Linked DNA regions of Mus musculus: all the other regions are linked to region 1. Evidence: chromatin loops called from intact Hi-C (ENCODE). Cell type or tissue: left cerebral cortex. All regions are shown on one strand.

Region 1 (8,000 bases):
CAGAAATCCAGATGTAGTGTTGGTCGACTGGAAATAACATCTTCATCTTAAAATCGTGGCTCATATTTTTATTGAGCATCTTCTTGGCAAACAAACAAACAAAAAACAAACAAACAAACACCACATTTCAGTGCACCAGATTCGTGGCACAGACGGCAAGCTGTACCACAGACATACCCTTGTGGAGCCCCGGGACATTCTATTTCATAGGCCCACCTATAAAGAAGACTGAATGAATTCTTCCTACATCAGAAACCAAATAAAGGGAAGGATATTTGGAACTGAGGGACGTCCACACTAGAAGCCTGCCTCAGTGGCTATCCAGCCTCAGTGGCACGTGCTTAAGCGTACGTGCTCTCAAAGCCTCCTGCAAGCTAAGGTTAAAAAAAGATGTTCAGTTCCCCCGAGAGGGTTTGGATGAATGAAAGAAAAGCCTTTATGAATAGATACTTGAAGCTAAGACCCTGCACTGGGTTTAACTTGCTTCCCTCAGCTCAATAATTCCTTCCCAGGGGATTGTGGGTAACAAGAGTGGGCACCGTAAGTGATGCTGTGCGAATAGGTGAAAGAACCCAGGACCAAGTGGCTGATGGGTAGCCGCACTGGAAGGAGTTCAGCAGGCTTTGCAGTCCCACAGACGTGCAGAACACAGCAGAGAAGGGTGGGAGCTGGGTCGTCGGGACGGGGGCGGTGTGTGTGGGGGGTGGGGGCGGGGGGCGAAGCTTCCAGCTCAAAACAGCTGGGAAACTCTGGATTGGTCCAAGCTCACGAAGTTGATTGAATTGCAGCGAAGTTTGTGCTCAATACTGTGCTCCTTTGCCTTGTGAATTCATTTTCCTCTAAGGAGATTATCTCCAAGCTTATCCAATGCTAGAACTCAGAGAATCCCTGAGGGTAGGCGTCACAGGGAGGAAACCGTGTGAGACAGTGATGGAGTCAATTGCTTTCTGCCATCTTGCTTTCCCAAAAGCATCGTGTATGGTCCACCTACGCCGGAATCTTCTCCTCGTGGATCCAGAATCGCTGAGTCACCCTCTCAGGCCAAGCTCTGACTTAAACATTTTGCTAAGCTCTCAGAGTCGCTTTCCGCCTCTCTAAAGTTTGGGGTCCACTGGGTGGCAGAACCCAGCCTCCACCTTACCAACACCACGATGGCTCGATCAATTCCCAACCAGGCTCTTCCTCCTGGGCCCCTCAAAACTCATTTCTCTCCCCGCCGCTCGCTCGCCGATCATTTCTCCAGCCCCGTTCACACAGCTGGCATTTATCTTTATTGCTGCTCTGTTTATTGATTTAGGGCCATCTCTGCAATTCGTCAAGCCTCGATCCCATTTTAATCTGGGCCTCCGAAGTGGCAAAGATCCCTTCCAGCTTCAGCGCTTGCAGAAATGTGATTAGCTGAGGCTCCCTTCCATCCTTCAAGCCATTAATGGAAATAGTAAATGGTCCCGGTTTGGCACGAAGGTCTTCCGGGTCTCTGGGGATGTATGAGTCCCTCACGCGTCACCAGCTCTGCCTGGACAGTGGCTCCCCACCGTCATGCACATTTCAGTGGTGGATTGTTGCTTCCCTATTACGAATCTATGCAGAAATCCTAGTTATTAATTAGTTCACTCATTCAATATAAACACTCAAGGGGAAATATAACCTGAGGTCGTGTCATTTTCCCTCTCATAAATGGTTTGATGACCTCAGGGAGAGGGAGTCTATGGGAAGGACATGTGCAGAAAAGCATGCTTCCGCCAGGGGTGGTGACTCACACCTGTAATCCCAGCACTGGGGAGACTGAGGCAGGGGGACAGCTGAGAGTTCCAAGTTGGTCTCAGGTATCTCCTACCTCCTAAGTGGTTTTCATAGACAGGAGCTTGGCTTTTGCGAAGCACACATGACAGACAAAGCTCACTTCCCAGGTTTTCCTCATGAAGGCCAGAAAGCAACTGTGCCACTCACTTTAATCTCTCTTTCTTATTAATTTATTTATTCACTTTGCATCCTGATCAACCCCCTTCCTCCACTCCCCCCAGTCTCACCCTTACAAATCCCTCTCCCCCATTACTCCCTCATCTTCTCCTTAGAGAAAGTAAAGCCCCCTGGGGTACCACCCCACCCTGAGACATCCAGTCCTAGATGGACTACACACCCCTTTTCCTGAGGACCAACCAGGCAGTCCAAGTAGAGGAAGGGGATCCAATGGCAGCCACAGGGTCAGACAGCTCAGTTGTTAGGGGACCCACATGAAAACCAAGCTGCACATCTGCTACAAGTGTATAGGGAATCTAGGTCCAGCCCACTGGTTAGTGGTTCGGTCTCTGTGAACCCCCACAGGCCCAGGTTAGTTGTGGTGTCTTTGACCACTCCGGCTGGCTTAATCCTATCCCCTACTCTTCCACAGGACTCCCCACAGGCCACCTGATGCTTGTGTCTGCTTCCATCTGCTCCTAGGTAAAGCCTCTCAGGAGACATATGTCTCCCCTTTTCAATAAGGTAGTATGAAATACAGAGAAAGTATATGTGAAGCACCCTAAGGGGCAGGGCAGAGGGAGGGAGGATGGCAGTGTTCCCACTCCGGCAGGCTGTACGAGCAGGGAGCTTCCCCGGGGCTGATTCTCTTGGAAGCCCAGCCCTAGAGAAGACACGCTGGACTGGTGTTTCCCATAATACTCCTGGGAGAGGGGAACATTGGACAGGCAGGCAGAGAAGCAAGCTCTGGAGCACGGTGCCCAGCTTCCCTGTGGCCTCATTCATACACCTGCCACACAGTGCCAGGAGACCTGGCGTTAAGGAGCCACCTTTCTCAAAGGAGCCCGATCCTCATGGAGATTGCCGCTGCTCTGAAAATATAGCGGGCGTGGCCATCCTCTCAGCTGACACACCCTTTGACCCCTTTGAATGCTTGGAGCTGGCAGATGCCTAGAGCTGAGGACACTTACATGTATGTTCAAACAAGTATAAGAAGCTGCACCCCCCGCCCCCTTCAGACAGAGCAGAGATGAACCAGAAGGCCCCCCGCCCCCATCTCCAGCAAAGGCGGGACAAGCCAGCTGCCTGGAGGAGGGGCATAAGAGTCAGTTCCCCACGGACGACTTCGTTGACAGCTGAAGGGTGAGGTGGAGCGACAAGGAGACACTCGCTCACCCTTCACCCCTCATGAGTGCTGGGGCAGCGCTGCTGGCTGGTCATTTCCCAAAAGCTTGCCAAAACAAGCGACATAAATCAAATTTTCATTTCATTCCTTCAGGCTCGACCCTTCCGTCAGGCACTCAACAGCTGCCTCCTGAGCAGATGTACAGCTCATTAGTCTATCGTGCCGCTAGAGCCAAGTCCAGGACCCCAACCCCCATTCCGGGGCGGGGGTTGGGGGGGGGGCGGTAGGGAAGGACGCTAGCAGCCTTTGTTCTTCCACTGTCGAGCACTTCGCATATCAGCCACCAGGGGGCGAAAGCTGCACATACATCGTTGGTTCCCAGAGCCAGCTCAACCCTACAACCCTCTCGCCTGGCGTTTGGAAGGCGATCAGGGAGGGATGGTGAGACCTTCCTCTACCTCCAGAGCTTTTCAAGCCTTTAACGTGTAGGAATATCTTGTTTGGTGCGAGGATGCTTGGTTTAGGCAGACAGAACTGGATTCAGATGCCTGGTCTGATGCTCTCAGCCTTTGGGCCTTCATGATGAAATGTGATGGTATCGCTTGCTGTGGGACCCCACCCGGTGATCCTGAGGCTAACGTGAGGCAGATGAAGTGAGGAGCAGCTAAGCATCGTGACAAGGAAGTTCTCTAGGGACATAGAGTGCATGCAATTTCTCATGTCTTTATTTTCTCTTACTATGTCTCATTAACCACACATTTAAGCCTCTTATTTAATATAGATGAACAGAATCATATTCAGAATATCTCTGTGTTCTCTGTCTCTCTCAGACACACGCACGCACACACACACACACACACACACACACACACACACACACACACACACACACACGTCTCTGTCTCTCCAGGGCTGGAGATAGAAACCAGGGCCTTGCACATGCTCAGTAATTACTCTACCATTGAGCTATGTTCTCAGAGTCGTCTTTCTTCTCTAAAACAAACCAAGCCAAGAAGCGCCATGTGTTTATCTGTAAATCAACATGTCTATAAATCGATTCCACCAGTTGTCCCCATCCTTAAGTGTGGAGTCCAAGAAGCAGCAATAGGTTGGAGAGTGAAGCTGTTTCTGTTGTGCCTGTGGCTCACCCGTTCTCTCCCTTGTGGACCTGTGGTCCTCTCCCTACTCTACCCAGGATCCTCCCCTCCCCCTGCTTCCTTTGCTGCTGCGACTCAAGGTGGAGTCGCCTCCGCTACCCCCACAATTCTGACATTAGCAACCTGCCCCAGGTGACTTTCTAAAGGGAGGTGGGTTCCTGCCACATTCTCCTTGGAGGCATCACAGTTGCGTTTTGCCTGTTGACAAAGCTTGACAGCAGGCATCCAGGCCCTTAGAGCTGCATGTACTGGCTTCAAAGCCTGTGCCTGGCTCTTGGTTATGTGCTGTACACTCACAAGGCTGTAATCGCCTTCATAGCTATCTTGAGACATGGGGTCACATTATCAGCTTCAATTTGTAGTTAGAACTGGGCACTGAGAAGTGACCCTCTTGGTAATCTAGGGAGGAATAGAAGGGACAGCAATCTGAGACTTCCCCAAGTCACAGGACAATGTAATGCTATGCCTAGTGTCACCTTGCTTAGACGTACTGAGCCTCCTCCCAAGCAGCAGAATTCATGGTTCCTTCCCCCATGTTTTCCAGGAGCCCTGGTTATGTGCAAGACATTTTACCAGGTGTCACTCTGCCTCTGCTACTAGGATGGAATGGATTCAAGCACAGAACCAGAAAGGAACACTCAGAAAATTCTGACTACATCAAATCCTCTTTTATCTAGTAGTTTTACTGAACCATGCCTCCCATCCCACGCCCTAAACCTACCATTAGCCTCTATGCAGCTGGACTGCTGTGATTTCAATTTTGAATGCACCCCAAAGGCCTGTGTGTTAAAAGCTTGGTTCCTGGTGTGGTGCTGTTGGGAGATGGGGGAACCTTTAGGAGGGCAGGGCCGAACGAGAGATCTGCAGGTCACCAAGCTCTGCAACTTGTCCCTTTGCTTCCTGCCCATGAGGAGGTGGTTTTGTAGCATCGTGTGTTCCCGCTGTGATGCGCTGCTGCTTGTCACAGGCCTAAGGGATGAGCTAGAACCTCCACACCGGAGCTAAAATAAAGTTGGTTATCTGGGCTTGTCTGCCACAGCGCTAGAGAGTTGACAACCTCATGGGCTCTGCACATGCCGCAACCTGTTCAAGCTAAATCTCCTAGGGCAGAGCTCTTTGTGGATAGATCTGAGGTCCATCCTGGGCCCAACTGTGGCCTCCCTCTCTAGACCAAATCTCTCTCTGTGTACTGGCCTGGCTAGTCATTTTGCTCGGTGTACTGGTCTGGCTAGTCACTTTGCTTAAGAGAGCCTCTTACCTTCTGCCTGCCGCCCATCACCTTCTTATCCCAGGCAGGGGGCTGTTCTCAGCTTTGCTCTCACTGTCTGCCCCGTTGCACAGCCACTTTCAGCCCCAGAGGGGGCAAAGGAGCTGTTCTATAGGCAGAGGCAGATACATATTCAAAAGCAAGTGGGACAGTAACAACTTACATGGTGCCGTAATGATCCACACGGAAATATTCCCTCGCCTCTTGGTGAAATTGTCATTCCGAACCACGGAATACATTAAGTTTTATGATCTCCCCGCGTCTTTGGGGAATATAAATCTGGAAACATCATCTTCATATGACAAGGCAAAGAGTCCCTGGGGACTCAAGATGTTTGAGAACGTTAACTGAGAATCAGAAATAGTTGGCGATTAATATTGGGATTTTGTTTATGGGCACAAATAAATCCCAGGTCTAGGGCTGACCTCTAAAAATCTGCCTATGACAAAAATTCTGAAGGCAAATGATGGGGCAGGAAACAATCTGAATTTAAAGAAGGGATTGGGGGGGGGGGCTGGGCGGCAGTGTTTAGAAGCTCATCTTTTCTGACTGTACATTTGAATTCTGTGCACACCGCCATAGTCACCGACTGAAATAAAGATGATAGAAGGTAGAAATTTATATCAGCGGTCTATAGTCAGGCAAGCTTTGTGACTACATGGGGTGAACCGGGAGTACTCTTTTCAAGGCTCGTTGAGGGAGGCTCCTTACTCTTCTTTCACCACTAAAATGAAGACCCAGTGGCCATCTGGGCAGTAAAGGGACACGGGAGGATACGCTGGCACGCTGAACCTTACTGCGTCTTACACCCAGAAACGGAGGTGAGGAGTGAGTCTTCATGGAATGAGTCAGCTTGGCGTGTGAAAGCATCCTTTCTGTCTCCTGCTTTCCGTCTCCAGCTCTTGCCTAACCAGAACCAGCCAGGCTCTTCCTGGGCCTGGAGCCCATCCGGGAATACTCATGACTTCTAGATGACGATGACTGCCTAAGCTGGATATGGGGGCGCATGCCTGTAACCACAACACTTGGGAGGCTGAGGCTGGAGGACTGAGTTCAAGGTCAGCCTTGCCTACCATGAGACCATGGATCCAAAAAGCAACAAACAAAAACAAATGTGGAGAAATATGACGGTGGAGAAATATGACGGTGGAGAACAAGGTCATTAAAACTGGCAAGTGTGGCTCACTCTTTGTGTTTCTCTTCATTCACCCGCCAGTCCCCTCTACAGCCTTTCTCTAACCTGCCTGGCACAGCTAAAGACACAGAACGACCACTGAATCTAATAATAAAAATAAAATCAAGTCTCTCCACCTACTAATATCTGTGTGAGAGAGTAAAGACCCAGTTTTAAGTCACCTGCAAAAAAAGCACCCCAACTAACTACTTACTAAGGAAACACACTTTGCCTGTCATTGAGATTTAACCTTGACTTTTCTAAGAGTTTGGCATCTAACGAGAGCTAGTTGTTCTCTGTCCTGAGATGCCCTGGCCTCTCTTTTATCTTCTGGAAGGCCTGGATCCTTGCACCTTCAACATCCTTTCCCAGTCTGGTTACCTGCTGCTCACACTGCAAGCCTCTATCTTGGAGCAGACCTCATGGATAAGAGCAATTTGATGGGAGAAATACATATGTTCTAAGCTTGAAAAGCTATGTAAGAGAGCTGATACTGTACACGCACACACACACAAACACACACGCACGCACACATATGCACACGCACACATGCATACATATGCATATACACTAACACACATGCACACACGTGCACACTCATGCACACACACACACACACATGCATAAACACATGTATACACACGCATGCACAAACATGCTGTGGTTATAGGTGCGTACCCCCATATCCAGCTTAGACAGGAATCGTCATCATTCTAGAAGTCATGGGTATTCTGGGATGTGCTCTAGACCCAGGAAGAGCACACATGCACACACCCTCTAAACCAAACCATCCAAACAAGCAAACTACTAAGCATAGGGCTAGGGAGATGGCTCAGCATTTAAGAGCACTGGCTGCTTTTCTGGGGACCTGGGTTCAATTCCCAGCGTGTACATGGCAACTAATAAACATCTTTAACTCCAGTTTCAGGGGATCTGATTTTCTTACACGGGTCTGTAGGAGAAAAAAATTTTAATCCTTAATAAAATTAATCACTTTCAGGTCTTTAATGGTTTGAACGCAACTGTTATAGCTCATTGTCCTATACTAAAGGAAAGTACAAATCAGAGTACGAGTAACCACTCCCATGTTGGAGAAGAGTAAAGTCATCCTTACTGTGAAGGACCGTCACATTGCTGTAGGTCATTTCAGAGCGCTTTCTGTGAAAATAAAAATGGTGTAGCTGTTCTTAGTGAGTGGTTTCTGTGTCCCTGGAACAGCCAAGTTCTTATGATTCAGGGTATATAGGAAGAGCCCCATTTTACAGTTGATGAAACCGTGGCTTGAGAAAGCATTTGATTTTCCCAAGGTTACCCCAC
Region 2 (8,000 bases), 160 kb after region 1:
TGAGTGTTGTATGGAGTCCTAGAGCAAAACTTCTCTGTTGCCTAACGTGTGGCATTTACTACAGCCCTGACCCAGTAAAGGCACTCTGCCCTGCTGTCTTAATGTATGTTAAACTGAGTGAATGAATAGCTGCTTGAATAGAATGGGCTTTGCTTATTGTCTTATGTGGTGGCCTCTTAACAGGTCACTGTGTTTTCCAGTAACCGCCTGATCGGCCACATGGAGAAGAAAGAGAAGGCAGGTGGCTAATACAACAGCCAGTGCTGAGAATAGAGGATGACCTGGACTGTAGGGGCATCGGGGAGAGTTAGGAGGGAGCAGGCTGCTGTCTGCCTGGCACATGGGCAGGCAGGACTGGTGCCCCAGGAGTGGCAGGACAGGGGGTGTATTTTTAGAATCCCCATCACACAGAGTAGCCACTTGACACTGTGGTCATCTCACTGCTCTAGTGGTTCCTAGCTCCATGCTGAGCCTCCACCCTGGATCAAGCAGTCCTTAACCTCCTGCCGGCCTGCCAAGGAAGCACGTGAGAAGCACGCTTAGGAGCCAGAGGTGATGATCAGCACAGAGCAGGAGGACTGTGATGTTTCCAGAAAACACTTCGCAGAGTGCAAACGCTTCAGGTTATGTGAGATGGGAACTCTTGTACTGCATCCCAAAAAAGAGTTGTTATGTTATGGGACCAGAGTCTTGGCACCGATACGAGTATATGAGGCCGTCATTTAAGGTCACAAGGTTCGAAGGTGGAATGATGTGTTTGAGTACTGGGTCCCTGCCTGGTAGCTCCTTATTTGGGGGGGGGGGTTGGGGAACCTTTAGCATGTAGGGCCTAGCTGGAAGAAGAGATTCACTGGAGGGTGGGCCTTAAGAGTTATAACCTTGTTCTACCTCTGACCTCAACCCCGCTCTGCTTCCTGTACATATGGTCAAGTTACTGTCTCCTCCCCGTCCCTGCCTTCCCTACCATCATGGACCATATCCCCTAAAGCCATGAACCCAAATAAGTTCTTCCTCCCTTTCAGTGCTTCCTGTCAGGCCGTTGGTCATGGTGACAAGGGGAACGATAGATCCCTCCTACCCCTGACTACATTTATAACATATAGTCAGGGGTTACCCCTCCTTTTCTCAACGGTGTAATCATCACCATAGCCATTATCATCTCTTTCTGGCCCTTTTAATTACTTTCTCTTGTCTGCATTAAAAAAAAAAAAAAAGGCATGTTTTCACTATTGAGTCCTTGCTGGCCTGGAACTTACTATGGAGACCTGGCTGGCCTTGAACTCAGAGATCTGCCTGCTTATCCTTCCTAAGTGCTGGGATTGGAGGTGTTCACCATCATTCTTGCCTTCCATCTATTCTTGCTTCACTCCTCGTTTTCATTTCACTCTATAGCCAGAGGTGGGGTGCTCTCTGCAGCTGTGATCTTTTCGATGTGGCTGGACCCTGAAGGAAAAAAGAGCAATATTACTGGCTCGGGATGTAACTGCAGCAGTAGGAGAGGGTTTCTGGGCTATGTTGGTAGGATCAAGAGCTATAGAAAGGCAATATCCTGGGACCCTGTGATGGGCTGGGAACTTTGATAGAAATTTCTGGGGTCTGCTCTGACATGGCGCAGGTAGACCTAATACCAAATGGGATTTTATTACTTGCCAGACATTTCATCGCCTAGGGTAATTAACAGGCTTTGGGAGATGAAGGGGGTGAGAAGAAGGGTCTTATTCCGGAATGACTTTGGGGATCCAGCAAATTAGATCACAACGAGTCATTGAGGTCAAAGACTGTTGTGTTATACATTTTAAACCATAGACAAATTAGCCTTAAACAAGCCATTGGGACAGCCAGGGTTGACTCCGAGGTTTTCTGCAGAGCGTGACCTGGCACCGTTTGTCTGTGCTGAAGGCAGCAGCCCGGCAGTCAGCAGTTTTGGGGGCTTCCACTTGGAAGGTGCCCACCGCTCAGCTGACTGTGTGTCCTCTGTCGGGTGATGAGTGGTCAGATATACCCAGTGTGTGTGGGGTGGAGGGGGGTGGCTTCATGACAGGCACCTGTGCCCCATCTGCCACTTTGGAAGAAGGGCCAGATCACAGGGTTGGGAACACCTCCTGGTCGGAGAACACGAGCCGAGCAGCTGTCTCTGCCATGCTGGCTGCGAGAAGCTCTCTGACCAACAGGCTCGCTCTCAGGGAGCTGGAGGTTCCCTGCGGTCAACAGGTTATGTGAATGTCCTGCCTCCAAGCAGAGGGAAGTCAGGGAGCCTGCTCTTAGATATGAACCTCAGTGCCCAGATATGAACCCAGGAACCCAGCAGAGTCTTTTCTTCAGACTCTAGGATAGACAATATACCCAACAACCTCTGTGGCGAGTACTTAGAGCCTGGCACTAAGACTGTTACAACTGAGTAATTCTTAGACCCCAGAACAACTCAGACACGTTGTCCTTTGAAAAGGGAATACAAATGCAGTAAGGGATGACAGTGGTCCCCAGGTATAGGATGCTGTGACCTTTGCTCCTCAAAGCTTTATGTTTAACATTTTTATCAGCAATTTGAGGACAGACAATGGACTCAGGCTTTTCATAAGTGAACTGATAGGAAATCAGGAAGAGCTAGTCGGGATACCAGGAAGGGGAACCTTGGACTGTAGGACCTGACATCCCAAATGTCCCTTAGTGTCCCCTTGCTCTTCTCTAGAGGGAAAGGAAAGGCCAGGGATTCTGGGAAACACTCTGTAGTCTTGGGGCTTCCCGACCCTGAACTATTGCATCGTGGATTGGAACATTGTTGTGGGAGTGCCCAGAACTCTGAGATGTTTGGTGGAACCCCTGACTTTTGTCTACTGGATACCAAGAGTGCTGAAATGCCTCCCTTTGTGACAATCAAGTGTCCTCAAGGGATGAAATAGCTCCTGGTTTAAAGGTATTCTTGTAAACACAGCCTTTGCTCTGTCTTGTTGCTGGGCAGCTCTGTGCGCACCGTAGAACTCATTGTTCCTTAAGAGGCACAAATTTGCTATACCTTCTCCAGACCTTTGTGAACACACATACCCTTTACTATCATCACCCTTTGTGACTTCATAAAAACCTCGGCATCCTTGAAATTCCTCTCAAGCTCACCTCTCTCCATGGCCCTTCCAGATGGCTACAGTGCTACCAATATACTCTGAGAGGCCTGGATGCATCAATCTTATTTTATTTTTAAAATTTTTGCTTTTGATGATCTTTCTTTTCCCCTGGACTACACACACTTTGAGGGCAAGTTCCAGCTCTCTTGACCCTTTGTTCCCACCTGGACCAGGCATAGTGAATACTCAGTGATCTCTGGGGTTGAGCCCTCAGTAGCTAGTCACAGGATATATACTGTAATAGTCAACATGTTTGCTTATGCATGAAGGTCCAGTCCCGGCAATTGTCTGATCTTAATAATAATAATAATAATGATAATAATAATAATGATAATAATAATAAAAGAGGGTCCAGTTCTCCAGTCTCAGGCAGCAGAACATGATTTCATTTCTTAGACAGAAAACTAACTTATTATTTTCATCTCCAGTATGCAGAGGTGTGAGGGGCTCCTCTTGTGGAAACCTCTCTCAGGCTCTGTCTTTGAGAACACCCTGGAGCTGTGGGCATTTGGTAGCACTTCTTCTCTGATACATGCTTGAGGGGGGAGGCATTCACCAGCCAAACTTTCTGCCGATGTGGGGAGCCAAGGACCCCATCTCCTCCTTCTCCCATGCAAATGTGCTCTATCCAGTCAATGGCGAAGCCCCGCCTGCCGCTCTGAGTACTCTTGGCTGTGGGACTTTCTCCTGCTCTCCCTCTGCATTGTCACAATGGGAACAGACTGCACAGAAGGAAGCGTTTGGTGCTGAGACCAGAGCCAGGGCAGAATGAGGCGGATCCAGGCAATCTGCTCTGCTCCTCCCAAGGAGAGGGGAAAGGCATTTATTTCTTGCTTATAACCATGTCGGCAAAGGAAAATTGTGAGGCTACCAAAGGTAACCTAAGCAAGGGTCACACACCCTACAGTGGTATACCTCTCTATGTGTGTGTGTGTGTGTGTGTGTGTGTGTGTGTGTGTGTGTGTGTGTGTGATATGTGTGATGTGCACACACTAAAAATTCATAGCCTGTCCAGAATAAAAAAGCCATCATGTCCAGCTTCCACCTGTGTTTAGAAGGCTTCGCAAAGCCTTCCCTCCCTTCCGACATAGCCTGCACACATCACTGGTGGAGACTACTCTGTCTTACCACGCATGCCATTTGGTCAGAGGGAAGCTTTTGGTATCTCTGGTTATCTTCCCCCTTTGTCCTAAATCTGGTTCTTAGTTCCATCTGGAGTGGGTCCAGGAAACTCCTGCTCCAGGAAACATTTGTAAAGGCAACAATTTCACCCTCAAACCCATTTGCAAGGTGAAGGAGGTGGTCCTTTCATTTGCTCTCCTTGTGACTCAGTTTTGCTCTCCTTGCTCTTTCCAGGTTCCCCCTTGTGGGCACGGGAGGTAACACAGAACTCTGGTATTCTTCAGCGATCAGAGTATAGAATTTGGGATGTATACTTGTCCAGAAAGCTGAGGAGTGATCCCTTGAGCAAGAAAAGTATAAAAAGGCATGATGGGAAATTCCAAGCATTCAATAACATGTCACTTTCAGTCTATGCATGGTCCCAACAATTCTCTCCAGTATTTCTCACCACTGCTTATTGAGCCTCTCTGTGCATCTCCTATGCCATCCTGAATCACCCACCCCCACCCCCAGCAAAAACTGGAGCATCACTGGAAAACCACGACCAACCAGAGGAAGCCACAATAACACACCAGAAGACATCTAGGTGTGGCAGAAGGACCTTCTAGCAGCAGGCACATTCTACCCTGAGAACGGTGAGGGTTAAGCACTCTCTGGGGAAGGGGTACAGTGAGACTTAAGGAGACACATGGGCTTGCCAAGGTTTGGATGAACTATTGCCCAGGATCCTTTAGCCCTGTGACTTAATGGATGTGGCAGTTTACACCACTGCGTTTATGTTTAATGAGAATGCCTAGTGTCCAGGGGCAGTTGTGGGAGAAGGATCAGAAAGAGCTAGTTTCTTCATGAGACAGCTGACGGTCTAGAGACAGAGCAGGCTTTTCCCCTGATCTGGGACACTGCCTCCCATGGGGAGGAGAAGGCATAAGTAGAGGAAAAGAGTCTTGATATTCCCTCCCAGGGTGGAGGAACTGAGACTCTGCAAGGCTTCGAGTGGCCATGGGTTGGTGTTCCCCTCTCAGGGCATGACTAGAATGTCTAAGACCTGGATGTGTACAGTTGTGAAAAGCATAGGTATGAAGTTTGAGACACTATTGTCGAGTCATTTGCCAAGTTCCTGGCCACCAGGGTAGCTTCAGAGCTTGTGAATGGGCTGTTGATTTGTTCAAAGACTCTCGGATCTCAGGTCTGTCCAGGAAGGACTCTCAGAGGCTGGCATGCCCTTCCAAATTGTCACCTAGCTTCTGCCAGAACATCTCTGTGTTTGATTAAAGACGATGATGAATGGAAATTATCTGTCACTGGCAGGAAGATAAATGTCGTGCCTCCTTCTCTCTTCCCTGTGAATGATGGAAAGAGCACCACCTTGCCAGGCAACCCACTCCATCTTTGGTTGGCCTTGTGCTGCAGTCAGTCGCAGTGAGAGGTCTGTAGGTCGCAATCTTAATTTCACTTTCCCCCATCTGGGAACAGCGGATGTCATCTGCTGTCACTGTTTACAACAAATACTAATAACACTAAATGCTTAGTGAGTACTACCTACTACTGTGCCAAGTACCGGCGCCAGTACTTTACAAACTGAACAAGACTGCCAGGCTGAGGAAAGGTCCAAATCTCACTGAGCTGTGGATGGGAGGTCCCTAGAGTTTGTTATATCCAGGTTTCACGTTACAGCATGTTAAAGCAAGGCTCAGACACTAGCCCCCCAAGTCAGCTCTGATATGGGTAGACATGCTCACAAGGATATTGGATACCTTTGTTTCCCTGCAGTTTCTGGTTCTTCATGGACACAGGCAAAGTTAGTAGCTTGCCCTCAAACACATCCACAGAAGGTCCCTAGACCTGTCCACCCGCTTAAGTCTAAAGGATTGGGCCAAAGAGACATGCTCTGAGAAAGCCAGTGAATAGGGAGAGATTTCTCTGGCCACTCAGGTTCTCTAGAAGCAGAGCCTGAGGCAGGGATGTAGGTGCTTTGTGGTTCACTGAGGAAGAATGCTTCAAGATAGATCGGCAAAGGGAGAGGAAGGTGGAGCAGAGATGGGGTGGGGTGGGGAGCAGCAAACAGATGTTTTCATATATGGGTTACTGGATAAAACATGGGATGTCCAGATAAAATTTCACTGCAAATAAACAATCATTTAAAAATTACAATTGTGACCCAAGTATTGCGTAAGATAGACTTCTACCAAAACTGTATAATGACATGCAATTTTTACTGGGAATTTTGTAATTTTTAACTGCTAAATTCTGTGACCCATCGCAGGTTGGCCCATTGACCCTTTTTGCCAAAACTGAAGGCGATCTAGGGATATGGAACTTTCAGTGGTAAAATAGAAAGTAAAATTGACCTTGAGTTGTGTCTAGGAGGAGTTAGTCTTGGTTGGGGCTTGGGGGAACATGACGATGGGGTTGACACGATGGAGACTAAAGCTCCATGAAGGGGTGTCCCTTTCTGAGGAGAGGAAGCTGTGACACTTAGCCATTGATCCTGATAGGAGCGAAGTTGTGGAAAGAGGCAGCCCCAGCCTCTGGAGCCGTTCTCTGGAGGAAGTGGGTAGCTAGGAGTCCTTAGAAGGTGAAGATGGAACAGCAGTTGGGGATGGGTGCATGAGTCCCTATCGGAGAGCCCCACCCTCCCAGCATCTATAACACCCTTTATGTCCTTTCAGTCCAGAGACCCGACTCCACTGGAAGAAGAAATGGAAGCAACCCAGTGGTTGCTCTGAACCAGTCTGTTGCAGGCTGGGGCACTGTATCCGCAACACACGCCCAGCATAGGCTGTCTACATGCTTACAGGGAGTGTTTAGAGCCAAGAGTGGGGCAGATGACTCCCTGTTCAGAGGGAGAACTAGAGTTGGTTAAACACAAGGAGTAGAATCTGAAACTGACCTCAAAAAGAGGTGGGCTGAGAAGGAGAGATGGGGGGAGTGGAAAGTGTGTGGTCAAAGCATCAAGTTTAAACCATGGAGATCCTCTTGAGTCCCCCAAGATGCAGTTTCATGGAGCTTGGATTCCTCTCCATCCAACCAGCCCCCATGTGGGATCAGCACAGCTCTGCCTGGCTGTGGACTCAACTCCAGGGTGGGTTTTGTCTGCAGCTACAAAGCACTCGGTATCCTGCAAAGCACCAATGATTTACTTTCCGAGAGAAGCCAATGCTTTGGAAAACTGCTGGCAGCCTCACTGACCTGGGGATGCCCGGGCACCTGGGGAGCATCCCAGCTCCCAGCCGGGGCAGGCCTGCCACTGGTTCCTGGCCGCGAGCCATGGGAAGACAAGCTTCCTTCTCACCTTTCCAACATATCCTGAAAACAGAATCCTTATGACACCAGCTCTTCTTTCAGGGCTCTGGGATTTCTGCTCTGGCTGAGGCAGGCTGCCCACACTGCTGAGAAGCCTGAGACAAAGATACTGGGCAGGGGGTGGGGTGGGGTCAGCTGGGGAGAGTGATGGGACTTATCCCAAATCAGTGTCCTCATTTCTGGACTGAATACAGCTCATCACTGCTAAAGGTGTCAAGGCTTTAACACCTCCATTTTAACCTCTTCCTTGCTGCGTAACTTTGGGCAAGTCCCTTGGCTTTCTTGAGCCCTCATTCATTACCCATACTACTGACAGAAACATACTAAAGGCCTTGCTGCCTTTGCCTGCGTATGAAGCAGTTCCCTTGGGAAGATGACTCAGTGAGTAAACTGCTCACCGTGCAAGCACTAGGGTCTAAGTTCCTGTCCCTAGCAGCCACATAAAAAGCGGGGTTT
Region 3 (8,000 bases), 940 kb after region 1:
AAGCTTTTGTATTTTTGTTGAAGCAAAGAGATACAGTTAGAGGTTCCGGGTATCCTCAGATTGCTCTACAGCTCTAGAGAATGCTGCTTGGAGAACTGACAAAAAAACAAGGACAACCTCAGGGCCAGAAAGCTGCCATTAGCTGAGTGACTGTCACTGTGGTATCCCTAATGTCATAGGAGACAAGGCTTCAAGAGAATGCTGTCAGGTGGGTTCTTAGACTTCACAAAGAGCTATGTGGAAACAAACCGAAGGGTATATGGAGGGAAAAATAAAACTGTAACAAAGAGGCTTTCCTTAAAATCAACTTGAAACCTAGGAACTGTACATGGATTACATGGAATCCCAGCACTTGGGAAGCTGAGACAACAGGATAACCACACATGCAAGACCAACCTGTTCTATATAGTGAGTTTCAAGCCAACCAGGATTAAACAGCAAAGACTCTGTCTCCATAGTAATAGCAGCAATCTACTTATAAAAAAATACCAAAATATATGAAGAAACTGAATGTTGAAGAAAAGTTAATACCATTTGGTTCACAACTGAAAGGGAGAACGATTCCTCAATACATTAATTGCCAATAGTTCAGTAGGGAGGACCAGGGCCAGGAGGCCTTCCCTGATTCATGACTATTGGCAGGCCTCCTGCAGCCTACCACAGCTACTATGAGATTGTTTACAATAACTATGTCATGCATGAAGATAGTGTTTCCCAGCCCTTCTTCCTGTCTTCTGGCTCTTATATTTTTCCTGCTGTCCCTTCTTCAATAGTCACTGGGCCTTAGATAGGTTCTATAAATGTCCTATTTAGGGCTAAGTACTCAAACATCATTTATTTTAAACATCTTTAACTTTCATGAGTCTCTGCATTTATCACAGTTCACTGCAAAGAAAACCTTCTGTGGTTAAGGTTGAGAGTATTGTTTGCCTGTAGGTACACACATTAATATTTAGCCTTCGGTTTGGTACCATGATATTTCCAAACCAGTGGTTACACAGATGATCCAGTGGTTAAAATCATTATGTCACAAAACAAAATGGCATGAATATGGGAAGGAGACCAGTGGGAAGGAGTGAGGATTGACAGAGAGATAAGAGGAGAGATGATAGAGAGTAAACAGAATGTATTAAATATGTATGTGAAATTGTCAAAGAACAAACTGAATCAATAAGAGGGGATAAATAAAAAAGTGCAAGGGAAGATAATATCATTGTGAATATTAGCTCATTCGTAGCGAAAGATCCCAAGGAAAGCAAAAAGATGAGTATCCATAGTCTGTACAAATATTCCAGGATGAAGTACAAATAGCCACGTTTCCAAATTAGCAAAGAACTCGAAAGGCTATCAACAAAAGAAGAAACAAATAGCCAACAAAATAGTCCATCTCAGCTAGGGAAGTGCAGATTAAATTTATGATAAAAATAGCACTGCATACCAATTAGATTGGCCAAAGTCAACACATTGACAAAACCAAGTGGGACAAAATTGTAGAGAAACAAGAATTTTCATGTTTCTGTTGGGAATGCAAATTGAAACTGCTTTTGAAAGAGCCCAGAAATTCTTGTACAATTACCAGAAAGTATGTACAAAACAATTCATTATAGCACCGATTGTGAAAAGTGAGAAATGTACTATTTCTCTAGAGGGAATAAATACACATCCTGATAACAGAAGGCTTCTCTGGTGAAGAGATAATGAACCAGAGTGTGGTGGTTTGAGTGAAAATGGCCCCATAGACCCATAGGGAGTGGTGTAATTAGGAGGTGTGAACTTGTTAGAGGCCTGGCCTTGTTGGAGGAAGTGTGTCACTGGGGGAGGGATTTGGAGTTTCAGATGCTCAAGCCAGACCCACTGTCACTCTCTTTCTGCTGCCTGTTGATTCAGATGGAGAATTCTCTACTTTTCAAGCACCATGTCTGTCTGCATGCCAGTTCTGAAAATTCTGTCCCTTCTGCTTCTTTGTAAAGATTGAGTCAGCATATAATTGTATGAAAGTAACTTTTATTCATCTGTTGTGATTGTCATCTCTGAAGCTTACTGCCTCAATCTGCTAACCTAGGCCTAGTCCTGGAAGCTTCCAGCCTCCGTACAATCTAACCTGGGCATAGAATGTTTCCAGCCTCTGAGACTTAGAGCTGAATAAGCTCTTTCTGAGCTCTGGCTGGCTGGTTCAACTCCCTTGCTCTGGCTCAAACTCCTCTCCAAGCTGACTGATTCGATCTGGCTTCTCTCTCAGCATCTGACTTCATTGACCTCAAACTAACTCTGGCAAGTTGGCTCCTTCTATCTTCACCTGTGTCTAGCTTGTTCTCTCTTTCTGCAACCTGTCTCTCTATAACTGTCCCGGTAAAACACCTCCTTCTCCCTCTCTGTGCTGCTCTACTTGCCCTCTCAGCTCTACTGCACTGCTCTCCACAAACTCTACTGTATCCTGCACTGTACTCTCTTCCTCCTGTGCTGTCTGCCTCTCCCTTAAGTAGCTTCCCTTTCCTCTCTCTTCTTGTGAGAGTTGGGCAGATCCTATTCTGTCAGATTTTTCTGATTCATCACTTTTTTCTGCCAGTCAGTTAGACATCACTTTCAAACATGGGTGCTTCCTTCTACAAGCTAACTTTACCTTCATCGTTTAAGATTAAATGTGTGCTAAGGGTGAGCCACACCACAACAAGAAACATGTTTTAACAATAAACAACACAATCTTGGAGGGTCACAGTGTTATCAAATATCCTGCAACATAATCAGTATTTCCCAAATGCTTGCTCATGAGACCCAGGAGGTTGATGTTGGCCAAGTGAATTATTTTGTGTCTGGCCCCAGCTGTCATACATAATACCTCATAGGTCTCTGTCTTTCAGTCCTGAAGAAGTTCATCTGTTCATATGGCTGACTCCTCCTCAGAGTACCAGTCAAATTCCTGTTAGCCTTGTGTTATAAACTGTGGGCAGAGCATAGACATGGTCTTCAGTGTAAGAAAATCAGAGAAGCCATTATCTCTATCATTCTAACTATCTATATTCTCGGATCTCTTCCTAACCACTGGCTGTACTATAGATGATGACGGTCAAGCCTTTCTACCTGCCACCCTTCATCACCAGCTCTTCTTCCATCCACCTACCATCTACACTGTCTTGCTGGCCAAGCTGGTCTTGGTGAGATCCAGGTCTGATGAGAAACCCAATATCCAGGAAACTGTTCATAATCCTAGGAAACATTTGCTAGGCATCCACTCGGTGTGTTCTTCAATTATTTTTCAAATATTATCTGCCTCATTTTACATGTGTAAGTATTCTAGGCATTGTTGTTGCCTCTGTTTTACACGTGAGATGCAGAAGGGTACTTTAGTCTGTAGATATTTTCCACCATACTTTAGTGTAGCACAAAGATGAAATGTATGTCAAAAGCTTTGTTCTAATTGCCTGCTTCATAACATGGCTTAGCCAATGTTTGCTGAGTGAACGGAGGAGCAGCTATTACTGGTTCATACCGCATTGGTAGGGAAGCTTGAGACCCAAGAATAACAGGAAGCATGGATGTGCCAGGCGCATTGTCTGTGCCCATTGGTCACCACTGTCAACTGTGTGACTTTCCTTCTCCTTTCTGTTTTCTGATTCCACAACCAAAATGACTGTCTGATTGAATATCTCTAAAAGGTCATAATGAATAATTCTGTAATATTTGAAATGCTATGCTCAGAAAGGTCAAACCTTATTTTTTTATTTTGGTATGAAGTGTCATACAGATTTTTTTTTCCTAACAGCACTTTTTTTTTCTGTGTAAGGAAAGATGTCAGGAAATTTAGAGCAGGGAGCCCTCTTGAGGAAATTTATAACCTGGTGCTCTCTCAAGGAAGCTTAGAGCAGGGCGCCCTCTTGAGGAAACTTTCGTGTCTTTCTTCTCAGAGCTTACAGTAAAACTGAAGCCAGACAAGGCTTGTGTGCTGTTAAAATAGCTAAAATCAATGAAACTTTTAAAAGCAAGAAGAGCCAAATGCCAGTTATCTGAGAATTAAGACTCTTCACTGATCTGACCTCACATGACAACTGTGAATCAGAATATTTAAGTGCAAACAAAAATGCAGGAGCTCTTTCATTTCTTCATGCTCAGTCTATCATATAATCTATTTGCATTTACTAAGCACGTAGTCTGTATTAGAAATTATACTGGGTACAGTAGCCAATGAAACATGGCTGTGCTTCCTGAAACATACAGTCTGTAGGGAAACAGCAGTGAGAAGAATCACATAGTGTATGTTACAGTATTTGAATGTACCCTGTTTTGACAACCAATAAATAAATACCCTACATATTGATGGTAGAGGACAGTAACTTAAAAAAAAAATACACACAAGCCATAAAATGTACAAACCTAACCCTCAAATGTGCCTGCTGGTTATTTGGTTTTTATGATAAAAGAGAAAAGCTGAGTACAAAATGACGTATATTGAAGCATTTTCTATGATAAATATTTGTGATTGAAAGTTTTTGTGTCTGCATATCCAGTAATAATAGACTAACATTTTAAACACCTAGCAATAATAGTCTGGATATAAAAAACATGTTACTTAACCCAATAAATATTGGCCAGCCACTGTGTAAGTTATATGTGTGTTCATAAGTGATCAAAAGAAACAGGAAAACAAAAAGCAATCACTGTCTTAGTATAGGTATGTTCATTTTTCCTTTTATTAACTTTTCTGCATGGTATACTCTATGAAAGTAGTTTAAATCCTGAAAACATATAAAATGTATTTACTCAGTGGCCACAGGGTAGTAAATTCTTCTCATCCTCTCTTTTTCCTTTTTTCACCTAGGGAAATTATCGCTTTATGAAACTCTTACTTACTCGAAGAGCAAACTGGATGCAGAAGGATCTAGAAGAGATGACACCTTTGCACCTGAGCACTCGGCACAGGAGCCCCAAGTGTCTAGCTCTTCTGCTGAAGTTTATGGCCCCTGGGGAGGTGGATACACAGGACAAAAACAAGGTGATGGGCAGTAAGGGTCAAAGACAGATGAAAAAAGAAAGGGACACTTTGTTTTGTCAAGCCGCAGGCATTGTCACCATCCCTGTGGGAGGGCAATTCCACATATCCCGACGTCCCAGAGAGTATTTTCTAAAAGTCTGCCATTACCCTGCTAGCAATCCTGTGATCGGTAGTATCATCTCCTTTGGTTGGTGGGGAATCTGACCAGCAAGAGGATTAAAGCTTGCCCGAGATCCAAGTGGCAAAACAATAATCCAAACCCTGTCCTGCTTAACTGTAGAAGTCAACATTTGTCGTTGGTGAGAGACTCAACAGTCCCTGTGGGCACCTGGACTCATGATGACTATCTGCCTGTGCAGTATACTAAGTGTGTGGGCACCTGACTTCACAGTGGCTGGCTGTCCATGCAACGCACTAAGCATCACCCGGACTCACAGTGCCATCGCCTGCACAGTGCACTAAGCAGGCAATGACTTTAATGGTTGGGCTGTCAGCAGTAGTCTCCTTGGATTCCAATCCAAAAGCCACTGCTTACTCAGTATGTGTTCTTGGGGGAATTACTCAATTCATTTATGTCATAATTTTGGAATACATGAAAAGGATAACTGAAGGTAAAATGAGGTAATGCAAGATCCCTAACACAGTATCTCAAACAGGACACACTCCATAAATGTTAGCCATGGAACAACTATTAATTGCACTTCAGTTCTGACATCTGCCCTCTCAATTCTTGCTAGAATTTTTTTTAACTTTCCTTGCTCTTAAATTTTAACAGATTGCTTGCACAGCTCATAGTTTTGTTGATCTTTCTTTATAGAAAGAAAAATGTGGTCACTTGTTGGAATCAAGCAGTAATCCTTTTCTTTCCACTGTAGATGAACCATAGTCTTGTTAGTACCAATAATCCCATGAAGTTAAAATCCATATGATAATTATATTTACTGCTTATGGTTTTTCAAAGATTTCCTAAATGTGTGTGTGTGTGTGTGTGTGTGTGTGTGTGTGTGTGTGTGTGTGCATGCATGTGCTGTGTTTGTGTATGCACTAGTGCATCCTCACACACACATAGTACCTACATGAGTTTCTGTGCACCATGTGAATGCAGGTACATGTGGAGGCCAGAGAGTGTCAGATGCTCTAGAAATGGATTACAGGTCATTGTGACCCACCTGATGTGGGTGCCGGGAACTGGCCTGCTCTTCTGCAATGGGAGCAGGCACTCCTCACTGCTGAGCCACCTCTCCAACCCTTCTCTGTTTTGTATGGTTGGTTGGTTAGTTGGTTTGGTTTTACTTCAGACGGTTCTTGTATTTTTCAAATTTTCTTTAGTTTGCAGTCAGAAAATCAACTTTTGCTTTGCAACCATGCATTAATATTTTCCTATTCAGAGCATCTGAGTGCTGGTGTTTCTCTAAATGATCAGTTTTACTTTATGCATATTGTACCACAGCAAAAATAAGTAGAAAAATAAAAAAGATGTAAAAAATATAAGTACAAGGAGCTGGAGAGATGGCTCAGTGGTTAAGAGCACTGACTGCTCTTCTGAAGGTCCTGAGTTCAAATCCCAGCAACCACATGGTGGCTCCCAACCATCTGTAATGAGATCTGACGCCCTCTTCTGGTGCATCTGAAGACAACTACAGTGTACTTAGATATAATAATAAATAAATCTTTAAAATATACATATATATATATGTACAAACAGCTAAGCTCATATTATATGTGAGTAAATAGACCCTGACTAACCATAACCTAGTGAAAGGGAGGAAGTTAAGACTCTGTCTATGTTTATTAAGAAGGTGGTTATGATCAATTAATGATTGCTATTAAGTAGCGATTTTTTTTCTGTTATCTTCGGTCATTAATAAGAATAGCAATGGGTTAGGGCTAAAGAGATGGCTCAGCAGTTATGCAGAAGGCCAGCTTCTGTTCCAGGCACTCACACAAGGCCGCTGACAGCAGCGGTCACTCAAGCTCCAGGAGACCCAGCACTCTCCTCTGCCCTCCTGAAGTTCACCAAGCACACAAAGTAAACAAAAATAAAATGAATCTTTTAGAAAATAATGCATTAATAATGACTTCATAATATAATAAATACCTGTAGGTGCACTTTGAATGAATACCACAATGTTAGTCTTTCAAATTTAGGACAGATGAGCTTGGTTCCTGTCAGTAAATTGTCCAATTTTAGACTGGGTGCTGAATGACAGTGAGTGTCTAATGTGTATCTAAGCATCTCCTAGTTTTGTCCGTGGTGATCTCTCTGTAAGAGGCATGTTCATGGCAGTGGCAAAAGTGGCAGCAACTTTACTGCGTTCAGAATTACCCCTTCAAACTTTTACTTCAGATAAAATGCAGGTTTAGTTTTAAAAGTATCCATCAGTAGCTAGATTTAGCTATTAGTATGTAAACTTATTCTTAAATTTAAATTTGATATGCTAAAGGATTCTAGGTCTATGTGTTGCCTGTAGCATATTTCCCTTCTGGTTAACATCAAAATTTAAATCTTTCTGTCAAATTCTAAGATTCTAATTCAAATCTTAGTGCTCCTCAGAGGCATATAACATCAGGAGCGTTGGTTACCTTGCTGGTGATTATTTGTAAGTCACCATTCCTCGCCCTGTTATGTGCAGCACTTGATGACCAAGACCCGTGGTCAGGAGGTCAGCCTCTGGCGTCACATAAAATCTCAGTGCAGCCACACACTGCTAACTTCTATCACATGCAGATTAAGGAATCCTAATCTCCCAGCGATCCGTGCCTGTCACATAGATGTTGCAGACGAGTAGGATGCTGAGGCGTCTTACGCTCCCCTCTACCTTGCAGCAAACAGCTCTGCACTGGAGTGCCTACTACAACAACCCCGAGCACGCGAAGCTACTCATCAAGCACGACTCCAACATCGGGATTCCCGACGTGGAAGGCAAGATCCCACTCCACTGGGCAGCCAACCACAAAGACCCGAGTGCCGTGCACACAGTGAGATGTATCCTGGTGAGTAGGGCCCCAAAAC
Region 4 (8,000 bases), 170 kb after region 1:
CTGGCCTGGCCCTGAAGGCAGGTCCCTTCATTATGTCCCATCTACCCTCTCACCCATTTTACTACAGTAGAGCCTTGGAGACTGGCCAGATGGCAGCTCCCTGCCCTCCACCTGCTACACAGGCCCCCCGAGGATGTCCTAGAAAACACTTGCCACCTCTCTACCTTAACAGCTCCAGATCTCCAGACGCTTCTGCTTTCCAGGTCCCCTGTGAGCACGAGATGGGTTTCTTCCCCCAAATTCTTAAAAAGAAAAACAAGAACCTGAATGGCAGTCGGCACTGGCAGAAGTTGGCCTCTTCATTGTGAAGTGAGGAAGGAGACTGCAAAAGGAAATGGGAAGACAGCAGATATACAGATAGCCGCGCTGGTGCTCATCCAGGTAAGTCTACCTGTCCTGGCCCCGAGTGGCCCTGTCCTGAGCTTGGCTGGTCCTGCTGGCTCCCGATATTCAGCACAGCAAATGGAAGGCCTGAAAAGCAGGCTGTGGGGCAGATGGTATCTTCTGTCTAGAGAAGCAGAGCATAGTGGGGGGGGGGGGGTTAGGTGTCCAGAGCTCAGCTCCCAACCATGTTCTGCTCCCTGTTGATGGAATAAACTCGAGTAACTCTCATCTCTTAGAAACTGGTCATTCTGATCATTCAGATAAGGCCCTAAATCAAATACAGTCACATATGGGCATTTTAGGCAGTATACCTGTGCCCAACAAGTGTGAACTGAAACAGATCTAGGCTATTCCTTCAGACTAGCCTTTCAGGCTGCCAGGAAACAAGCAGAGAAAAAAGATTTACAAAACTCAAATCTCAAGGGGGAAATACACACACACACACACACGAAAAGAAAACCAAAATCTAACCAAAACAAAAACAAAATCCAAACACCAAAACAAACAAACAAAAAATATCCCCCAACCAGGACACAGCAATCTCTAGGAAGCAAAGTAAAAATTTGTCACAAGAACACGGGTTCAGGGAAAGAACAGATTGTCATTAGCTTGTACTAGAAGAATCAGAGTGTCCCTGAAGTTTGAGCCACAGCATGCTATGTTAGGAACGCTTACAGCAAGGACCCACCAAGGTTTTCTAGATGACATATACCATGTGATTTCCATTGGAGAATGGGGAGACTTCTGAGGGCAATGCCAGCTGCCAGTCACTAATCAACCATGAGCTTGCACCTTTTCGTGTATGCTCCTTTCCCCATTTTCGCCTTGTGGGTACACATATGTGCTTTTGTGCAATGAGTTGTCGCATGGACGAGGGAGGATTCAGATTTTGAAGGGAGACACTCCTGGTTCAAACCATGGCTCTGCCTGTGTCATCTTATTGGCATGGTGAGGAGAAAAACTGAGCTGGAAAGAGGATGGTACCTCCATCATCACTAGCCAATCGACCTACCCATGAACTCAGTGACAATGGTGGCAGTCAGAATGCTGCGTGTACATTGCTTAACATAGTGTTAATAGTATCATTATATAACATTACAACATATGTACACACGAAGAGAAATGCTATCCTCTAAGGCACATATGACATGTGACATGTGTGTCTCACAGGCAGATAAACATGCTTGACTACACATCTAAATGCAGCTTATACATGCACCTTAGCTCTGTAATTTCATGGAGCTGGGGGAAATCTTGTTTTGCCAAGTTGGGGTTTTGAGGTCTTGCTGAGTGTAAGTTCCATAGTGTTCCCAGTCACGGAATTGTGGGTATAGGTTACAGGTTTCTGAAGTGGTGGCATGGGCTTGTGGTCACATACCTAAAGTGGTTGTCGTCCATGGAAAAGATGTGAGGATAAAATACCTTGCCAATGAGAGGATGCCTTGGAGATGGGGACCCCAGTTGACTGAGAGCCCTAGAGGTTTACACCCACAGTTATTAAAGCCACATTTCTAGTAGCTGCTTCCAGCCAATCAGTGACTGAGTGTGGCAGGGATACAAAGCTAAACTTATCTCCAAGAGACAGAAAATGTGTCTAACAGGCCATGTTGGTACAGCAATCCTGAAGCTTTCTAGCCTGCTGAGCATCCAGGATCCACCCATTTTCCTTCCTTCCCACCCCAGGTCAGATTTGTGTATTGCCATGTGTCTCTTGTCCTCTCCTGGCTCCTCTCAGGTCTCTCTTCACATTGGGCTGTCCCAGGGGGACATCTTGAAATACTGTGTTTCTGTTTTAGTGTCACAAGGAAGCATTAAGTTCCAGCTCCCCGAAGGATCCCTGGATGAAGTCTCCTGAGCACAAAGGACAGAGAGACAAGAAGGGCAGCCTCGTGTACCTCTGACCATGTGTGTTGTACTGCTGGAACCTTCTCAGCCCTTGCTGTCAGGCCCAGAACATTCTGGAAAGGTGGAGGTGCAGGCTGGACAAGCTCTGTGAATTGCCCAAGGTCATGAGATTGGAGCCAGAGTCAGAGCCTGGTTCGGAACCCAAGGCTTTCTGATACCCCAGTCGTCTTCACTCTCTATCTCTCTATCTCTCTGCCTCTTTGTTGCTCTGTCTCTGTCTGTCTCTGTGTCTGTCTCTGTCTGTCTGTCTGTCTGTCTGTCTGTCTGTCTGTCTGTCTGTCTCTGTCTCTGTCTCTGTTTCTCTGTCTGTCTCTGTCTGTCTGTCTGTCTCTGTCTCTGTTTCTCTGTCTGTCTGTCTGTCTCTCTCTCTCTCTCTCTCTCTCTCTCTCTGCTTGTGCTGTCCACTGGATGTCTTCTCAGTAGCTCTCACACCTATCTTATATCTATAAGGTTCCCTAGGACAGGAAGGTGCCATTTATCAGCCTGCTTCATAGATGAGAAGCTGAGACTTGAGCTAAGTCAGCTGCCCGAGGTCTGGGCAGGAACCAACTCAGACCCATGTTGTTTAGCTTTGCTGTGCTACCTTAACCTCTGCCAAAAAACACCCAAGATGCTGCTGCCAATAATTCACACCTCTCTTCTCTTTCTGGAAACACTCACCTCAGAGCAGTGAGGGACCTGACTATGCCCAGCACCCAGGGGCTGGGGCCCAGTGTGAGGCTGGGGAGAAGCCACGTTCGCCCATACTGGAAACCCAACACCAGCCTCCTTCTTCTCGCTTGAAAGTGCTCTAGAGTTTCTGTGCTCACAATGCATCCCTTTGGAAGGCTGCCCTCCAAGGGTTGCCATGGTGACTATTTTGGTACTGCATGCTAGAAAAAGCTGAGGCACCTGCTGGTCACACCACCAAAACTTGTCTCTGAAAAATCAGCAGATGGCGTTTGTCAGAAATTCCTGCTTCTTGATTAATTTGGGAAAGAGGAGAGTGTGTGGCAGTGCCAATATCCTTTAACCTGGATGGTTCGTGTTGGTGTTGGGGGAGAAGATGGAGGGCAACTGTGTGGAGAACCTATTCTTCTCACATGCTGGGTCACTTTTTTCCCACAGAGGCAGAGAAATGTGGTAGTTTGGAGTCTGGTGAGCAAAAGAAGGCGAAGGCCATGGTTTTGCTTTCCTATTAAAGGGTGTTGGAATTTCAGGTTCTGCTCTGAAAAGGTTCTATTGAAGCCTGAGCTAACCTGGAGCTCACCATATAGCCCAGGCTAGCCTCAAACTCAGCAAATTGACTTGCTGGAGCCTCCCAAGTGTTGGGATGGGAGGCACGGATACCAGGATTGGTTCCATGGGTTCTGAAACTAGGTCTCAGATTGGGTCTAGTGTTTTTAATTAGATGAGTGGCAAGCATGGCTTGTATTTAAATCTCACTTCTGTCACTACCAATTGTGTGACTAGCAATTTCCCCGTCTCACCTGCACCTCTGCTTCCTCATGTGTAAAGCAGGGATGCTAATCTTTATCCCACAGAAATTCAGCACAATCTTAGCAGCCCTCAGCCTCGGCATGGGAGGACTGGCCACTTTATCGGCGGTTTACACAGAGCTTTGTAGCTGGGCTTATGAAAACAAACCAATTTCGCTGTCAGCCTAAGCAGTGGTATTGTGACTGGAGCAAGACAGAAAACACAACAGAAACTCCTGGGTGCCCATTGTGCAGCGTGCCCCCCATGTTAGCTGTCTTCTTCAGCTTTCCTAGGAACTTACTCCCCCACTGCTCTTACGCTGGCAGTCAGGCACCCTGTCACCGCTCCCGTCTGTCACTTCCTAGCCTTTCCTAGGAAGCTCTGACTATGGGTGTGGGGGCAGCTCCTGAGTTGTGCACTGCCGACCACTCAGGGGACAGACGCCAACAGGAGGTGTGTGCGGACTTAGTTATGTGGCTTTTAGCTTCCACCAGTTGCTTCTCTATGGAGAAGAAGGCTCAAAGTTCCCACCAGCAGTTTCTCCTTACCATGAGCGTGATAGATCAAGGTTGGCAAAATGGAGGTTCCTGTTCGCTCCTGTGTGACCAGGTGTAGCTAGCCAATTTCTTCTCACTTGGCTGGAGGGCCTAAGAATCTTCTAGAAGACAGTATCCAAGGCAGCTGCTACTAACTGAACAGAGCACAGGAAAGTAAATCTCTTATCTTGATATACAGGAAAGGAGCAAGGAATAGAAGTCAAAATAGGTAAGGCTGCTTGCAGTGTTGGCTTTAACTAGTTGTGTGAGCTTGGGTGAATCTTGTCCCTTTCCAAGGCTCGGTTTCTCTCTTTGAAATGCATTGAATTACTTTTCCTAGTGTATTTTTGAAATAATAAAATAAACTAAAAAAAGATAATACAGAAAGCAACACATTGGGATTGTATGAAACAAACAGAAAGAAAAGAGGCCAAGAGATGGCACGAGAGTCGAAGACCCGCTCATCTCTACACCCAGGAATCCCGCAAAAATACCAAACTGGAAGCCATAATATACACTCAAAGGATCTGGTGCAGACCTGCGCAGGCCCCATGTTTGCTGCTTCTGTCTCTGTGAGTTTATGTGTTTTGATCATGCTGATTTAGAGGGCCTTGTTTCCTTGGCATCCTCCATCTCTTGGTCTGCCGCCTCTTCTATGAGGTTCCCCCGAGCCCTGAGGATTTGATGAAGATGTCCCATTCATCGCTCAGTGTCCCACGGTCTCTGCCTCTCTGCATATTGTCTGGGTGTGGCTCTCTGTATTTATTCCCATCTACTGCAGGAGAAAGCGTCTCTGACAGTGGCTGAGTAAGGAACCCGTCTGCTTCCCTGGCCAGCGTCTTCTGCCTAGCTTTAAGTCTCAACATTCTTCCCTGCCAGCCCCTCCCCCTCTCCCCCCCATACACACACTCTCCCATCAGGTGGGCTCCCAACATTGAACGCAAACTCTGATCTGTTCCCTTCCTGGGACTTGTCCAAGTGATCAGATTTTATCAAACATCCTGGGATGGCCCAGGGCCAAGTTAAACACGCTCAGATGGTTGGAATTACCAAATTACAGCATGTTTGTGCAGAAAGTCACCTCATCACACGCTGAGCTGAAGCGTCCAGAGGAGAGGTAGAGAAACCAGAACAAGAAGGCTTAGAGAACTTTTCTCGAGGCCATGCAGCAAGTTGGGAGCTGATCTGGTCCCTCTCTGGGAACCCAGCAGGCTTGAGAGCAGATGCTGTTGATTTTGAGAAGGGCCAAGAAGACCCTATCAAAAGGCAAGCCAAGGAAGATGTTGTGTTGGCTTTGCTGGGGCCCTGACACCCCGTGGGGTGTGCTGAGTGAGGTTCACTGTACACAGCTTAGGAGGGCAGTCAAGGAAGGCCTGTGGAGGTCAGACACCGAGCTCTGCTATGTGACCCAAGGGTGATCTTGGATCCTCTGTGGGCTTCATTCTCACCTGTAGGAAGAGGTGATTTGTATGGACACTGGTTCTTACTGTCCCTCAAGCTCTCACAGCAGCTGCTTCCTGGAGGCTGTCACTTCATTGTTCTGCATCAGCAACAGCATCTGATGCATTATATTTAAAGGCTTCACAAGTGACTTGACTCTATCATCAGCGCCAGCGAGTTGAAAGGTGGTGTTGATGGTTAATCTCGAGTGTCACCTCCATGGGATCTAGAATCATATAGGAGACAAATCTCTGGGCTGTCTGTTCAGAATTTTCTAAATGAAGTTACTGGAGGTAGGGAAGACCCACCCTGAATCTAGTTAGCATCATTCCATGGGCTGCAGTTCAGCTTGGAAAGGAGAAAGCTTGCTGAGTATCAGCATGCATCCCTCTGCTTCTGTCTGTGGAAGTGATTTGAGCAACAGCCTTCAGATCTTGCTGCCATGACTTCCCTGTCCCGATAGACTGTGTTCCCTTGAACCATAATCCAAAATCAACCTCCCTCCCTTAACTTGCTCCTTGTTAGGTGTTTGGCTACAACAATCAGGAGAGTAACATATACAGCCTTCCCTCAGAATGTACCCCGTGTCTTAATCAGAGCCTGTGGCTAGTCCTCTACTTGGAAAAATAGCCTTTACAGGTATTCAGTTGAAGGTCTTGCAAGGAAGAAAGTACTCTGTATTATTGGATGGCCTCTTCATTTAAGTGTGTGTGTGTGTGTTTCAGGTATTGGGGGAGAGAGATGGGGTTGTTAACTGACAGAAGGAGACAGTGTGACAGTGGGACCAGAGACTTGGAGTGATAGAGCCACATTTTTGAGATGCTTGTAGCCATAAGAAGCGGAGAGCAGCAAAACATGGTCTGTCATCTGCAGGTGTCCGAGGTGGCATAGTACTGCTGATGTCTTGGTTTGGGACACCTGCCTTCTAAAAGTGGGGTAAGACAAATTTCTATTGTTCCTAATCCCACAGGCACATAAACCAACCTCTTCACCAGCCATATGCATCTATGGATGAGTTTAATTTAGACGTGGGTGAGGAAGCCCCACATCTATCTGCATCCTCCGGCATCAGTGGATGTTTGAATGCAGAGTGGCTGTTCTGTGCCTGAGAATACTGACTGTGGATGCAGGAGGGATCTTAGAAGGCCTTTATTTTTAGCTGGCTACTTTAAAAAATTTAAATAATTTTTTATTTTTTTTTCAAAAACACTAAAAGGTTTTATTTTAGTATACAAAAAAGTAGCTACTTCAAAATATACTTTAATGGTAAAAAAAGGTTGATAGTAGTTTTGCTTATTTTAAGAAGTTGTACTTAGATCCATCTCAATTTCATTTGGGTGAGTAGCCCAATTAATTTTTCTCAATGAGTTTACATTATAGAACATTCTAGAAAAAGTAAAGTTATAGACTAAGAGATTTTAAAGGAGATAAGTTAGCCTTTTGCTTTCTCTTCCAAATGACATTCAGGTAAGCCCTTTCACCTATTATAGTTCACTGAAAATTTTCTGCAAGCATACAACAGTTAACACCATGCTTGCCTTTATCCACCCATAATATAGTAGATAATGAGTGAAAGGTTAACTGTCTTTGGTTTTTCTGAGCAATGCTATAATAAAACAAAATAATGCCAGTCATTTAGTTTTTTCTCCTAAAGTCATGCGTATCTTTGTTGTTGTTATAAAAGATACCACACCGAAGCCAGGTGTGGTGTACATATCTGTAGTCTCAGGAGCAGGGACAGAGAGCAGAAAGGTCACCATAAGCATGAGGGTAACTGGCCACCTCTGAGTGGCTCTTTGGCGGCTCTGAAGATTCTGAGAACCACTTAATATTCTTTCCTCAATTGCCTTTCTGCTAACAATGGGCTAAGATAGATTCTATTATTCATATCAAGAATTCTGACTCGTGCACCACCCCTTGAAAGGACGCAAATTGTAACTGTACATGCCACCTGGAAGACATTTGTGTCTCCCTATGCTTCTGTGCCAACCTGGTCAAACTCATCACAGCTTTGACTCTTGTGAATTGGGTCTGAATCCCTACAAAATGGTGCTGACTGGAGGAAATCATGAAGATGGGGCTATAGTTCTGAGGTGAGGAGGAATAAGACTCTGAAGCAGTTGTGGTTGCTGCCTGGGGTGGGGCAAAAGGGGTACAGATGTTTTTCTAGCAGTCCTCCACTACTTTCCTTCTGCTAGAGTTTAAAGCATCCATAAGAACAATGCCAGAGAATTTTCACTTGAATTTAGAACTCTACAGTCTTGACTCACAGGCTGC

What was found. Peaks named below come from ENCODE experiments on the same cell type or tissue, not always from the same donor. Only the 100,000 strongest peaks of a DNase experiment are listed, where the experiment ranks them.
Region 2: a loop joins it to region 1, with 2.4 times the contacts of the local background. A loop is called at or near these places in 17 of 42 quality-filtered maps.
Region 3: it touches region 1 in a loop (3-fold over the local background); 14 of 42 quality-filtered maps call a loop at or near these places.
Region 4: a loop joins it to region 1, with 2.3 times the contacts of the local background. A loop is called at or near these places in 12 of 42 quality-filtered maps.

What each region holds. Positions count from the first base shown.
Region 1 is chr4:47,434,756-47,442,755 of GRCm38, forward strand. No RefSeq gene overlaps it. Among named protein-coding and RNA genes, the nearest start is that of Alg2, 36 kb to the right of the region's middle. In left cerebral cortex, a CTCF peak has its summit at 3,436 (motif pointing right); DNase peaks (open chromatin) are centred at 977, 2,712, 3,019, 3,440 and 2 more places; H3K4me3 peaks cover 1,097 bases; H3K27ac peaks cover 1,035 bases.
Region 2 is chr4:47,593,965-47,601,964 of GRCm38, forward strand. It overlaps Gm42284 (a long non-coding RNA gene), which reads right to left. Exons shown (of 3, transcript XR_881261.2): 3 at 1,162-1,443. Among named protein-coding and RNA genes, the nearest start is that of Gm32487, 4.9 kb to the right of the region's middle. In left cerebral cortex, a CTCF peak has its summit at 4,488 (motif pointing left); DNase peaks (open chromatin) are centred at 3,847, 4,474 and 7,885.
Region 3 is chr4:48,377,292-48,385,291 of GRCm38, forward strand. It overlaps Invs (inversin), which reads left to right. Exons shown (of 17, transcript NM_010569.4): 4 at 4,814-4,987; 5 at 7,814-7,981. Among named protein-coding and RNA genes, the nearest start is that of Tex10, 92 kb to the right of the region's middle. In left cerebral cortex, a CTCF peak has its summit at 3,856 (motif pointing left); a DNase peak (open chromatin) is centred at 3,866.
Region 4 is chr4:47,605,754-47,613,753 of GRCm38, forward strand. Gm42284 (a long non-coding RNA gene) reads right to left here and starts at 324. Exons shown (of 3, transcript XR_881261.2): 1 at 264-324. It overlaps Gm32487 (a long non-coding RNA gene), which reads left to right. Exons shown (of 3, transcript XR_390552.3): 2 at 204-381; 3 at 2,181-6,882. In left cerebral cortex, a CTCF peak has its summit at 3,202; DNase peaks (open chromatin) are centred at 3,137, 3,609, 3,838 and 4,081; H3K27ac peaks cover 1,282 bases.